2 separate regions of the Homo sapiens genome follow, and region 2 is linked to region 1. Evidence: read pairs that join two places in POLR2A ChIA-PET (ENCODE). Cell type or tissue: OCI-LY7. All regions are shown on one strand.

Region 1 (4,000 bases):
GAATTTTGGAAGCACTAAGTATATGAAGATAATTTGATTAATGTATAAGTACACTAAAAAGAATGAAAAAACTGTACAATATGATTTCTGAATTTCCAGTATTTTTTCAATTAGCATGTATTACTTTTATAGTGAGGAAAACAAAACAATGATAGTTTTTTGGGGTTTTTTTTAATAGTGAGAGTAACTGGCCCTGGTCACATTGGCTACTGAACACAGAAGAAGCAATCAACAACTATGACACATGTGATTTTCCAGCATAATGGCCTGAACCTCCTTCCATACAGCAGCTGATGAACAGTAGCAAAACTTCTAGGCAAAATTTCAGCTTCAGTTGTGTTGCCACCTTTGTACAGTAGTGTTTATTTATACAAATATTATAATACTTTTCTGAATTTTGTCCTTATTGTACAAAATTGAGAGAAAATAAAGGGCAAAAAAGAAGTATTCATATTAACGCTAAGTAACATAGGTGTCATAAACTCAATACAGTTGGCAAAAAGGATGGAACTCAACAGAAGTTCCAAAAGTGGTCAACTTTAAGCTCTATTCATATACTCATTGAACCTATATACATATTTTTAAAAATTACGGAATATTTCATATTTTTAGTCAATTAGTTCAATGTTTAGATGTGCCTTCATATACATTTTCAAAAATGCATTATGAATGAAAAGTTAGGTTTCCTCTAGTAAACTTGGCAGTAAATAATTTAATGATATTCACAATGAAGAACTTGATGTCAAAGAACATTAACAAAAGACAATTCTGGTTTTGAGTTCCAAGACAGAATTTTTATTTCCCAAACATATTATCATCTTTTCATAACTATTTTGTATATGATGTTTATTCACAAGTACACAAGGAAAAAATTTCACAGGACAAGAAGTTAGGTTAACTACAGATCTCAAAGAATCAAAATATAACAAATGCCTCTAAAAGTACTATTTTTGTTGGCTTTCATACCTTTGAGGTCACAGCAGAAAGCACTAAATCCTAAAAGGATCATCTTTTTTTGAATACTAGAGATGTTGCTGAAACTTGAAGTCACAATTATGAACAAAGATTAAACAATAACACAAGTGCATTTTTGTCACCTAGCATAGCCACAGCCTCACTTTTAATCAGTATTTGTTATAAACATAAACAAACAAATGATGCACAAAGTATGTGTTTATGTATGGTGTGATTGAAAGGGAGGGAATGTGCATGTAGTGAGAATCCCATTAAAAGAAAAATCCAAGTAAACTGGTGCCGGTTAAGTGATGTTTTAATCCAATTTTAAAAGACATTTCCAGTAAAGCATTGTGCCATATTAAACTTGAAAATATAGTTTTACCAATTTTGTGGCTTTGGGGTGGTAATTATCAAAAACTATGTTCTTCAAAAACTACACATATATGTTTACAGCAGAAACAACTATTTACCCACCAATAGCCATTCTCCCCCTACAGAATGCCCAAGCTTGAAAATGGCTGCCCAGCTAAAGACTACATTGCCTGCCTCTCTTTCAGCTTAGTGTGGCCATGTGACTTAAGTTCTGAATGTCAGTAGACATTAAGTATGTTCCTCCTCACTTCCAGAAAGGAATGTATATGCTCCTGCCCCTTTTTTTCTTTATTCTTCCTGGCTGGGAGATGGAAACAGCTAAAGCAATTACCTTGTGCACAGAGACGGAAGTCACATATTAAGGATGCAGAGGTACCCTGACAGCCTTCGGGTTTCTCCCTCTGGTCTGTGTCGTGTGAAATGAAAATAAACCATTTGCTTGAAACCACTATATATTGGAATTTTTCGTTACCGTCTTACAGTCTATTCCTTAGTTATTACATTTTTCAGGTAAGTTTTATAATAGCTTCAGTTAGAAACAGCAGAAAAATCAATAAACATGAAAATGATGAACCCATCCAAATCTACATATTCATTTGATACATATAAGGCCTGCAGAATTTTCAACAAAGCAACTATCAAACATAAACAATAAAATAAGGAGTTATTAGCTATGTAGGAATAAGAAAAGAAAAAACAAAAATAAGAGATGTTATGGAAGCTCCTGTGGCATACTTAATTATGTCAAAAGTTACAATATCTTATTTCAGGTATGGTTATTCATTAAACAATACATAATATTCTCTTCTGTGCTCTTTTATGATAGACAGATGTGGCCACAGAGCACAAAGGAAAGTCCCTCATGAAAACAAAGGTTACTATACTTAACAAATTCTAAACAGGAAGTCACATCGCATGCCACACAGGGTCACAGGGGAAACACTAGGTTTTGGTTAGGTGGCAGAAAAACAAGAGCAAGCGGAGTGCCTAGGCCAAAGCATTTACTGGGGTTTCCCAGCGAAAGGCAATGCAGGGCAAGGTAAATGGTAAAGGATTACTTAGTTTGAATAATTCCAGTGACTTTTGGGCTATAAGAATGGGTCTCTAGCTTCCAGGTACCTGGCCCTGGGGAAGATAAGGTAGAGGAATATTGCCTCTTGGGTGTATGGGCCAGATAGAAAAGGAGTGTGGATTGGTTAGAGCACATATCATAGGCATGCTCCCAGCTGAGTTTTTGGCTAATTCTAAGAATTGGCTAACCTCTGGAGGGGTAATCTCTTCCCAGCCAGAAAGGTTTTTTAAGATGTCAAAACATCATAATATACAGAAAAATAAAAATACATATATAATACAACCCTATATTTTAGCTAGCTATGTTTGGTCTTATTCAGTGCCTGTCAAAAACATTCCTAGGAGTTTGACTGCCTAAACTAGAAATACATCTACCAATGGCAGAATGCAAACCTTACTACCAACACATAAAATAAAACTACAAACACAGAAGTTCTCAACTATGATGGTTCAATTTGAGATATTTCAACTTTATATAATGATGCAAAAACAACATGCATTCAATAGAAATCATACTTTGAATTTTCCTGGACTAGCAATATGAAGTATGATACTATCTCTCTATGCTGGGCAGGTGCAGTGAGCTGCCGCTCTCAGTCAGCCACACAATCATGAGAGTAAACAACCAATATTGTACAGCGTACTGTGTTGCCAGCATTTTCTGGATATTGTGTTTTGGGGTTTCCAATGTCATTATGTCTATAAAATGCCCATTTTCAACTTATGATATTTCAACTTAAGATGGGCTTATCAGGATGTAAACCCATCTTAAGGAGTATTTGCACATCAATTCACCTTCCTTATTATCATTTTTTTTTTTTTACAGACAGGATCTCACTATATTGTCCAGGCTAGACTCAACCTCTTAGAATCAAGCTATCCTCCTGTCTTCCTAACTCAGCCACTCCACTCCAGTAACTGGAACTACAGGCATGCCCCACCACACCTGACTGTTCATTCTAAACGAAAAACAGAATCCAGATAAAAATGATAAACACACGTATTTAAATTTGAAAGCAAATAAATAAATATAATTTAAAATTATTATTTCAAATGTTTACCCATTTTTTTTCATCTCATGGCCTTTTTTTTTTTTTTTTTTTGAGACAGAGTCTTACTCTGTCACCCAGGCTAGAAATGCAGTGGCACAATCACAGGTCACTGCAACCTTAAACTCCTCAGCTCAAGTGATCCTTCTGCCTCAGGCTCCTGAATAACTAGGACTATAGGCATACACCATCACACCTGGCTAATTTTTAAATTTTCTGTAGAGATAGGCTCTCACTATGTTGCAGAGGCTGGTCTTGAACTTCTGGCCTCAAGCCACCCTCCTGCCTTGGTCTCCCAAAGTTCTGAGATGATAGATGTGAGCCACCATGCCAAGCACCACAAGTCTCAAGTTTTAAATGCCCTGCAATGTCTGGGACAGTATTCTACCCCAAAAAAGAACTGCCCAGCCCCAAATACCAACAGTACCTTTATTGAAAATCACTTACCTATAACATGTATACCTTATAGTCTTTCTTAGCCAATACTAACCATATAAAATTTCAGTACCAGTAATCAAATGTTCAAGATGTATCTATTAATGAGGTTTTAA
Region 2 (4,000 bases), 67 kb after region 1:
ACAGGGCACCAAGCACAGATTGGAAGTTCAGAAAAGCACCCAAGCCTTTGGTAGGGATGAGGGACTAGCAAGAAGCAAAGCAGTATTTCATTCCAACTTCAGATCCAGGAAATAAGACAAGGTCCTGGTCACTAGAACTGGAGTCTCAGAAACAAGGAAATTGAATCTCAAGAACAATACAGAACCTATGCTAGAACTAAACCATAATGCATAGCCTGACCAAAGTAAGAGCGTCTCAATGCACAGTCCTCTCAAAGCTGGACTGGAGTTAAAAAAAAAATATTAAGGGGCAAGCCTATAATGAAAAGGTTGTGAAAACACTATAAGATTATGGAGAGAAGAAGATATTGGGACAATGACTACACTAATCCTAAAATGTTAGGGTGAAAAAATACTGCCTATAGGGGATATCTGTTTTGTTTTGTTTTTTTTCCTGCCCTTCCTCCGGTAACAGATAGTTTCCTAGTTTGCTTTTGAGACTCCTCCTCATTTACCATAAAGGCATAGTGGTTGCCAAAGATTCTTGCCCACCCTAGACCTCGGACCCTAGCTAGATCAATTCTCTCCCTCCCAGAATGTTAATCTCCGAGTAAGGAAGGACAGCATGGAAAATAATTGATGCTATTTTATTCCTAATTCTGGACTTCAATGAACACCTAGTTGCCAAGCTGTCTAGTTCCTATCCTTGCTGAAGTCTGGGTCTTCATTATTTCCTGGATTTTGGAACTATCCATATCCATCCAATGTATTTGTTTTCTTTAAATTAGCTAAGGTGATTTCTGTTGATAAGAACCAAAGTATCAATGTTAAAAATGATAGCAAGATTCTGGTTCTTTTCAGAAGCAGCCTTCCCAAAGGTAGAGTTAGAATCAATGTCCCCAAGTCCACAATTTGGGGAACCCCAAAGAGCTGCCCTCTATCTGCAGAATCATGTTTCTCCAGAACTCTGCCAAGCCAGGCAGATTCTTCCATCCTAACCTTCTCCAACCCTACATTCTGACAGCTAATGAAAACATTTTCCTAAGCTCCAAAATACTTAAAGCATGACCTAATTCTCTGATTTCTCTACAATTTAAAATATTTCTATGTTAATAGGTTAAATATTGTCTTTATATTCAATGTTGGAAAGAAATGTCAGATCTAAAACAAATACATTATCACACAAACAATATATTTTTGATGTACTGAAATTGAGTGAAAAGATTGTGGACAGGTAAAGATATATACCTAAATTAGATCAGGCTAAACATAACCACTTTATTAGAAATGTGACCAAGAAAATGATCATTTTCTTATTAAAAAGCTAAAGCAGAAAATAATTCTTTTTAGCTCCATGTCCAAAGGTTTCTTTTTTCTTAAAGCACATCATTTAGGAATTTACAAACTTGTATAGATACAAATTTTTTTCCAGGTCTTTGACTCAATCTCAATATTTTCATTATAAAAACTCAAAGAGCCACAAATGGTGAAGATAAAACAATGAGCCTTAAACTACAAAGAGGTAACTGAAGTTATTCATAGCCATTTTTACTGGCAATCAATATGGTATTGATTTTCTCTTCTTGCTACTCTTGCAGTAATGTCCTTGGCTTGAAACTCAGCCTAAGCTAGGAAATATTAGCAAATGAAATAATTCAAACCTAAGAAAATGGCAAGAGGAAACAAGAAAGTGAAAGCCTGTATATACTTCAGGGATGAAAATAACTGTCTACTGGTAGTTCATTCTGCTAGTCAGAAGGTGGTACCATGGTGACCCAGGCTGAGATTAGGCCTAGTGTGAAATTCCTGGTTTCACTGTGCTCCACAGCTAAAGACCACATGCATATCCTAGCTAAGAGCATCTGTAGTGACACAGAGAAGTGGCCAAGAGAGTCTGGATCTGGATGGATTCACATCACCATTACTGCAAAACCTACTCAAAGTGCATGCCCTACTGACTGTGAGTCAATAGCATTATCTGAGTACATGAGGAAAAGCAGAATCTCATTCAAATTTAAAAAGAATTGATCAAATTGGAAAATTTTAAAACTATCATGCATTAAAACAGACCATTACAGAAGCCCTGGGGAAATTCATTCCAGAAGTGGAGGACAATGATTTCTTACAAAATTGAACATGTTGAGGGCTATGTTGAGTAATTCACAGGAAAACATCAAAGCCCAAATTTCAACTGTGAAAACTAGATTCCAAATAAAGAAACATCAATTATAGTGTCATATTTGATCAATGTAATTTCAGTTACTTTGAACAAGTCCATAAAATGACTAGTCTATGCTTTGTAAAATTGTCATTAATCAAATCAAGGAGTCACATACGTACAAAAAGCTAACATGGTAGATGAACTGTGTCTGCCTCTAAATCACAACAGTGGTTATAAGACACCGGCTTTTAAATATTTCTTTCCTTCAGCATCTTCTTGAAAACATATTTTCTGGGGAACATCTACTATCCGACAAGTGTTAAGTCCAAGGTAAAGCCACAATTATTCTACATTAAAAGTACAAAGATGGGTCATTTAAATATTTTTCAAAGGACTTTTCAAAATAGTGATATAAGGCCAGGTGCCGTGGCTCACACCTGTAATCCTAACACTTTGGGAGGCCAAGGCGGGCAGATTGCCTGAGCTCAGGAGTTCGAGACCAGCCTGGGCAACATGGCGAAACCCCGTCTCTACTAAAAATAGAGAAAATTAACGTGGTGGCACCTGTCTGTAATCCTAGCTACTCTGGAGGCTAAGGCACGAGAATTGCTTGAACCCGGGAGGCAGAGGTTGCAGTGAGCTGCGATCATGCCATTGCACTCCAGCCTGGACAACAGGCACTTCCCATCCCCCTGACTCTGTCTCAAAAAAAAAAGGTAATATAAAAAGATTATTAATTTTTTGGAGTGCAATATTCAGGATGTGAGTCATGTTTATTTTCACAGAGCAAAACTTCCTATAGCCACAGGAAAAGTTGTACCTTGTTGCAAATGGCAGAGTTCCATAGTAAGAGAGGCCTGAAATTGAACTTGGCACGTAAATGATACAGTTCACTTATAAAAGGAGAGAGTCAACGGCACCACAACCAAACTAAAATCTGCGGTGTCCACATAGACAGTCTCCCTGTATCCCAGCATATTTGTTTAAGCCCTTCTTTGCAGAATCTTCCAGAATGGTACAGAATGATTTTCTGAGCTACTCCTACACTAATTTCCTTTTGCCAAAGCATGGAATGAACCCAATAGCCTTTTTCCCCTCTGTCCCATTTCTCTTGCTAGTAGGAAAAACAAAAACAAACACCTTAAGCTTTGTTCGTGTGTACATTTTAGTTAACTATAATACTATCCTTTTCTAACATTAAGTAATATGTCATTATTCAGGTATTTTCCCATGCTGGCATTTCATAGAAATAATAGAAGTAACCTTGTAGTTCACCCAATCTAACACTTCACTTACTGATAAGACAAAATTGTGTCCTAGAGTTAGAGGATTGGTTTTAGTTCACTTCTCCAAAGCATAAAAATGATTGCTTTTGCCATGTTTGCCATTTCACTGGCACTGTATTCTCTTTCCACATACACTGGAACAGCTCATTTATTCTGGGTTTTAAAAGAAAGGCTTAGCTCTAAACAACACAATTAACTCTGCAAATTACACAAATACATTACCTTGAACAAAACACCCATTTAAATGACTAGTATGTGCTCATTAATGTAGAAAGCAAATACTTGGGGTAATTTTTTTTTTGAATAAGCTACTGCCCATTAGAACCCATGATAACAATTAGATGTCAAAAATATAACTAAAGAGAGATGTGCAGTCTCCCTGGTAGATCTGCTGTTGGTATCAGACACCATTGAACTAGATGGCCCCACATTGGATTTTCCAGACACTGCAACATATGCCATCCTATGCAGTAAATAGCGAGATCCAGGGTCCAATACGTTTTGTCAGGTATCATTTGATAATAAGAATTCTAACTGATTGGAAATTGTTAACTGGGCGTAGGAAACTTCTAGG

The links. Peaks named below come from ENCODE experiments on the same cell type or tissue, not always from the same donor. Only the 100,000 strongest peaks of a DNase experiment are listed, where the experiment ranks them.
Region 2: POLR2A ChIA-PET joins it to region 1 with 6 read pairs; 4 of 35 experiments call an interaction of 5 or more read pairs at or near these places.

The regions. Positions count from the first base shown.
Region 1 is chr5:123,547,963-123,551,962 of GRCh38, reverse strand. All of the region lies in intron 2 of CSNK1G3 (casein kinase 1 gamma 3), which reads right to left. Among named protein-coding and RNA genes, the nearest start is that of CSNK1G3, 38 kb to the right of the region's middle. RefSeq lists an enhancer at 2,102-2,241. In OCI-LY7, no CTCF peak of the experiment used is centred here; a DNase peak (open chromatin) is centred at 2,252; H3K4me3 peaks cover 1,162 bases; H3K27ac peaks cover 1,539 bases.
Region 2 is chr5:123,481,431-123,485,430 of GRCh38, reverse strand. No RefSeq gene overlaps it. Among named protein-coding and RNA genes, the nearest start is that of CSNK1G3, 29 kb to the left of the region's middle. In OCI-LY7, no CTCF peak of the experiment used is centred here; no DNase peak of the experiment used is centred here.